Regions from separate parts of the Mus musculus genome. Here region 1 is linked to region 2. A link is a loop called in an ENCODE intact Hi-C map of the cell type or tissue named here. Cell type or tissue: left cerebral cortex. All regions are shown on one strand. Region 1 has its middle 86 kb from the start of Gm41323. Region 2 overlaps Ext1 (exostosin glycosyltransferase 1).

Region 1 (2,500 bases), 87 kb after region 2:
CTGATGAAGCAAGGGCAGTCCCGAGGGCTGATCGGATGTACCTCCGGAGCTATGCATTTTCAGCCACAGCCATTCACAGTGTATGCGGATCCATGGGATGTGACAGGATGCCATATACGTGCAGCCAGTTCCAAAGGCTAGAAAGGGATTGCACAGAATACATGTTCTTCCTAATTACTGCAGTAGCCACACCGGTAGAGAATATGACTTTCAGATGAATGCTAGAGCTTTTTCAGTTCTTTCTATGAAAATCTTCTCTTTTCCCACTGGTTTGTATTTTCAGTCTGATCCAAGTGTTCATACAGACCCTCAGATTTTTTTTATGTTAAAGAGAACCTTAGCTATCAGCTCATCTCATTAGTTATTTCTTGACTAGTAAGTCTGAAGCCTAGAGAGATCTCATGAATTCTTCACGATCACGGAGTGAAGCGGGGATGGGATCAAGGCTGGAATCTTGGATCTAAGATCAAGTTTAGCCTATTTCCTAGTGTTTTGTACGAAAACTTAGTCTGCCCTTGGTTTGGTCAACCACCACTTATGAAATATACTTATTAGGTGCCTCATTTTTGCTCAAAGTGAGGCCACATCCACATTAGTAAGTTCATGGTGATCAGAAAAACAGGCATGCCCTTTCAAAACAGATTACAGTTCAGCAGAAACTGGTGTCCAGTAGTTATATAGGCTACCCCAGGTAGTTATTATCTACTGTGAGCCTGGCAGAGTGTTAGCAACCCTGGTTCAGTATGAGCCAGGATGATAAATTCAGAGAATGAGGACTCAAGACAAATATACAGTAGAAAGAGACCTGGCATTCATCATTGACCATAAGTTTAATACATTGTGGATGGAAAAGGAATGTGTTCTATGAAGCTGGGAAGTGGTTATTTTTGCTATGAATTAGTCAGATCTCATAATGTTATATTTGGCTCATAAAAACTGCAGAAGAATCAGAGGAAAAAAAAAGCAGTTTTAAAAATGACTGCCATATTCTTACGGGAACAAAATTAAAATGGAGTAAGATACTCAGGTCTGAACTCAGAAATCGAAAAGGTCTTAAAACTAGCTTAAATATCTGGGATGTTGACTGTTTTCTGTCTTCAGAGAAGAAACAACAAGAAAGAAAGAAAGAAAGAAAGAAAGAAAGAAAGAGAGAGAGAGAGAGAGAGAGAGAGAGAGAGAGAGAGAAATCAATTTGTAAATTATTTAAGGAACAGTATGAGAATGCCTGACCAGGAACCACTGCTCAGTCCTCAAGGTGGTCAACCTACATTCATGTGTAGAATGCGTCTACGGAGGAGGGAGCATTTTCTTTGTGTCCCCCCTACCTTCCACCAAAATTCTTGTCAGAACTGTTGAAATGAAGCGAGGGTTTTGTTGTTGCTGTTTTTCCCTCTAAGGTGGATGACAAGATTCATGACATCTCGAGAACATGCAGCCCTGAGTTACTGCTTTGTCACTGTGCACCTGCCCACTGGCACAGACTCGTAAGAGCAAGAGTTAGCCCATCAGTGCTCAGATCTCATGAACGCTGTCTGTGGGCATCTCTAACGAGGTTCTCCAGATTTCAGACAAAAGGGTCACTTGGTTTCCAGTAGGATCAGCACTACCTTAAATCTACTGAATAAAAAATGTATAGTCTATTATAACCACCTATGATTCCTATGTTATTTTTTAGGCTTCCAATGTGTCTTTTAGAAACAGGAGAACCCAGTAACATCCATGAAACTTGACTTTAAAGCCAGACTCTACCATACTCCGACTCTGTCACTGAGGCTAAGTGGAAACCAGTTTATTTACCTGTAAAATGTGTAAATGTGGCAGAATTTATCTCTTTGGAATTCAGAAAGGCCTTTCTTGGCTACTTTATTTCAAATGGATCTTTTCTATTATAGTCACCTTAGTACTTTATTGTTTGTCTTTTGTGTATGAATGTATTTATATTTGAGTCTGTATTGTTTGAATGTAAGTTCTACAAATGTGGGAGCCGTGTCTTTTGCATTTATTTCAGTATCTTTGAGACTGGAATAATGGGTGGCTTAACATTTGTTGATTACCCAAATTATCCAAGGAAAGTGCAAGATAGTGCAAGAGAAATACAATGCTTAAGTTGCAGAAAGGCTCACTGGATGATTTCTGTTGGCAGAATTGGTCATGGCATGTACAGGACAAAGTGCGGAACGAAAATGGGAGTCAAGAGTGGGAGAGAAAAGAGGATAGAGTTGGAGTGATAACCCAAAGTAAAGATGTATGAAGAAGCCACATTGACACCTATGACTTTATATGCTAATTAAAATTGTAATAAAAATGAATAGACATACCATACATGGGTTGGTAACACCAGTCTTAGAAGCTATGGGATATCGGGGTCATGAAAATCTCATTGTCAGCTATGGGACACCTCCACAGGAGTGGCTGGCCAGAAAGGATATTGTCTTTATTTGCCCACCAAAACTATATAGTAAAAGCCTGTTGCTGACCACATTTGGTTGTAGAACACAGA
Region 2 (2,500 bases):
AAAACAAATGTTGGCTTGCGCTTAAGGTGGAGGTTTCCGAAGTATCTTTTAATAGCATGGTGTGGGGAACAGAGAACAAGAAGAACATTTCGTGTTGCTGAGTGGTGTGGCATTAAGGGAGAAGCAGATGTATCAGGAATGCTTCTTAGTCTATGGCAGCAAACTGTTTCGTCAAGCGGGGGGGAGGAGGGAATCTGGCTAGTGCATGCATGCCTGCAACCAGCTACAGATCAACAGAGGCAGAAGTGAGTGGATCTCTGTAAGTTTGAGTCCATCCTGCTCTGCATACCAAGTTCTAGGCCAGCCAAGGGTGTGTAATGAGACTTTCTGTGCACCCCTCCCCCACCTGATTTAGGAAGCAGAGACTAGGCAAGACAAATGGTTATGAGAACCATTAGACCTGTCCCTTTGTTTTTGTTTTGTTTTGGGTTTTTTTGTTTTGTCTTGTTTTGGGGTTTTTTTTTTTTTTTTTTTTTGGTTTTTCGGGACAGGGTTTCTCTGTATAGCCCTGGCTGTCCTGGAGCTCACTTTGTAGACCAGGCTGGCCTCGAACTCAGAAATCCGCCTGCCTCTGCCTCCCGAGTGCTGGGATTAAAGGCGTGCGCCACCACACCCGGCTAGACCTGTCCCTTTGTAAACTGTTTGCAAAAGAGATCCTTATTGCTTCATACAGCATGATTGTTCCTGTTTGTCTTTCCCATGCAACAAGCTCTTGCCCCACTAAATGGGAAGGTGAGAGTAGCCCTTCCTCAAGGCTTAGTTATTTGGGGTAAATTGTTAAGGTAAATTGATGCTCTGCTCTGAACCTCCATCATCCGTTTTTCCTCCTGGATTTGCACTTGCTGATCAGACCTCTTATTGTTCTAGATATGATTATCGGGAAATGCTGCACAATGCCACTTTCTGTCTGGTTCCTCGTGGTCGCAGGCTTGGGTCCTTCAGATTCCTGGAGGCTTTGCAGGTAAGAGACTATGAAAATTTACCGCAGCAGGTTGAAGATTGGAGCCAAACTGGTTTCAAGCTTTTCATACTTGTCTAGAGTCAAAAAAAAAAAAAAAAAAAATAAGCCCAGCTTTTGCTAAGGAACTAAAAACACTTCCCAAGAAAATCTGAAATGGTTTTGAAGAGCCAGAATTGGGAGCAAGATTGACTCCCTGATTTTGGACATGAGAGCAGTTAGTAAGCGGTCTCACCACCGGGAAGACTGGATTCATCAGGAACATGTTTGCAGACAGAGGGCAGATGGGCAGATCCCATTGCTAACATTGGCTCTTGAGTTTGGAGATGGGGGTCTCTCCTTTTTTCCTGTCAGCCAATGTCAGGAGCACACCCAGCTTTGGGATTTTTTGGTTTGCAGCCTGTCTTCTTGAATGGCAAGAGAAATATGCCCTCTACCTACCTACCTACCTTCCTTCCTTCTTTCCTTCCTTCCTTTCTTCTTTCCTTCCTGCAATAATTTACAATTTGTCTGAATCTGTGTATTTGAGGGGTGTTTCATAGCGCCTTCATCCTGTCATTTGAACCGTAAGTCCTACCCTTTCCTCAGGCTGAAGAGCTCCTGTCTCTGGCAGAGCACTTCCGGTGCTTTGTGCGCTCTGAAAAGCGTACCTTCACTACTCACTAGCATTCTGGAAGCTTCATGGGTGCCATAGGGAGCAAATTGCTCTCTGGGTTGAATAAAGACTTCCTTGGCGACTACATTTCGTCTTCAGCCTGTTGACATCCTAGTGCAGACGGGAAACTAGTACAACTGCAGTTTGCACTACACACTGGAGGGAACAAGGTTTTGAGTTAGATGCTTATAGAAAAAGGAGAGCTAGATGTTACAACAGTTAAGTCCACAAAGCTCTACCTAGACAGATGGACCCCATCCTGTTCCCCACTGGCTCATGACATTGGGGGGAACCATGATGAGATGTATCTGAGGCACTTCCATTGACAAAATGGTGTATACTCAAGGTTTTTATGCTCAGATTTTTGTTGTTGTTGTTGTTGTGAAAGCTTTCTGCAGCAAGGCCATTCATCCCCATGGAAGTAAGGTCAGCCAAACCTATGTACTAGAATAGAAATGGGGTATTAGCATTCTAAGGCGAGACTTGAAAATCTTCAAGTCAGGTAGGGATGCTTGCAGTCCCATGTGACCTGGTAATTCTGAGTCACTTACTTGCTTTCTAGCCTGAGCAGTGTGGGGCCCGTGTGACATAAGCAATGCCAGTGATTGAATTTGTACTTACTCTTCTCCTGATTGGAATGGTATCCCTGCTGTCGGTATCCTCACACTCATGAAATCCTTCCTTTGCTCAGGCTGCCTGTGTCCCTGTAATGCTCAGCAACGGATGGGAGTTGCCATTCTCCGAAGTGATTAATTGGAACCAAGCTGCCGTCATAGGCGATGAGAGATTGCTATTACAGGTAAGGAAGGGGCTGTGGCCTTCGGCAGAAGAGCAGATTATTGCTGCCCCCATCCAAACTTTCAAAGAAGATGAATCCAAAAGGTCAG

What was found. A loop is a pair of places that touch in the nucleus more often than their neighbours do. Peaks named below come from ENCODE experiments on the same cell type or tissue, not always from the same donor. Only the 100,000 strongest peaks of a DNase experiment are listed, where the experiment ranks them.
Region 1: it touches region 2 in a loop (5-fold over the local background); 3 of 42 quality-filtered maps call a loop at or near these places.

What each region holds. Positions count from the first base shown.
Region 1 is chr15:53,018,796-53,021,295 of GRCm38, reverse strand. No RefSeq gene overlaps it. Among named protein-coding and RNA genes, the nearest start is that of Gm41323, 86 kb to the right of the region's middle. In left cerebral cortex, no CTCF peak of the experiment used is centred here; DNase peaks (open chromatin) are centred at 64, 762 and 1,424; H3K27ac peaks cover 897 bases.
Region 2 is chr15:53,105,939-53,108,438 of GRCm38, reverse strand. Ext1 (exostosin glycosyltransferase 1) reads left to right here. Exons shown (of 11, transcript NM_010162.2): 2 at 868-961; 3 at 2,305-2,412. Among named protein-coding and RNA genes, the nearest start is that of Gm41323, 170 kb to the right of the region's middle. In left cerebral cortex, no CTCF peak of the experiment used is centred here; DNase peaks (open chromatin) are centred at 82 and 1,010; H3K27ac peaks cover 1,280 bases.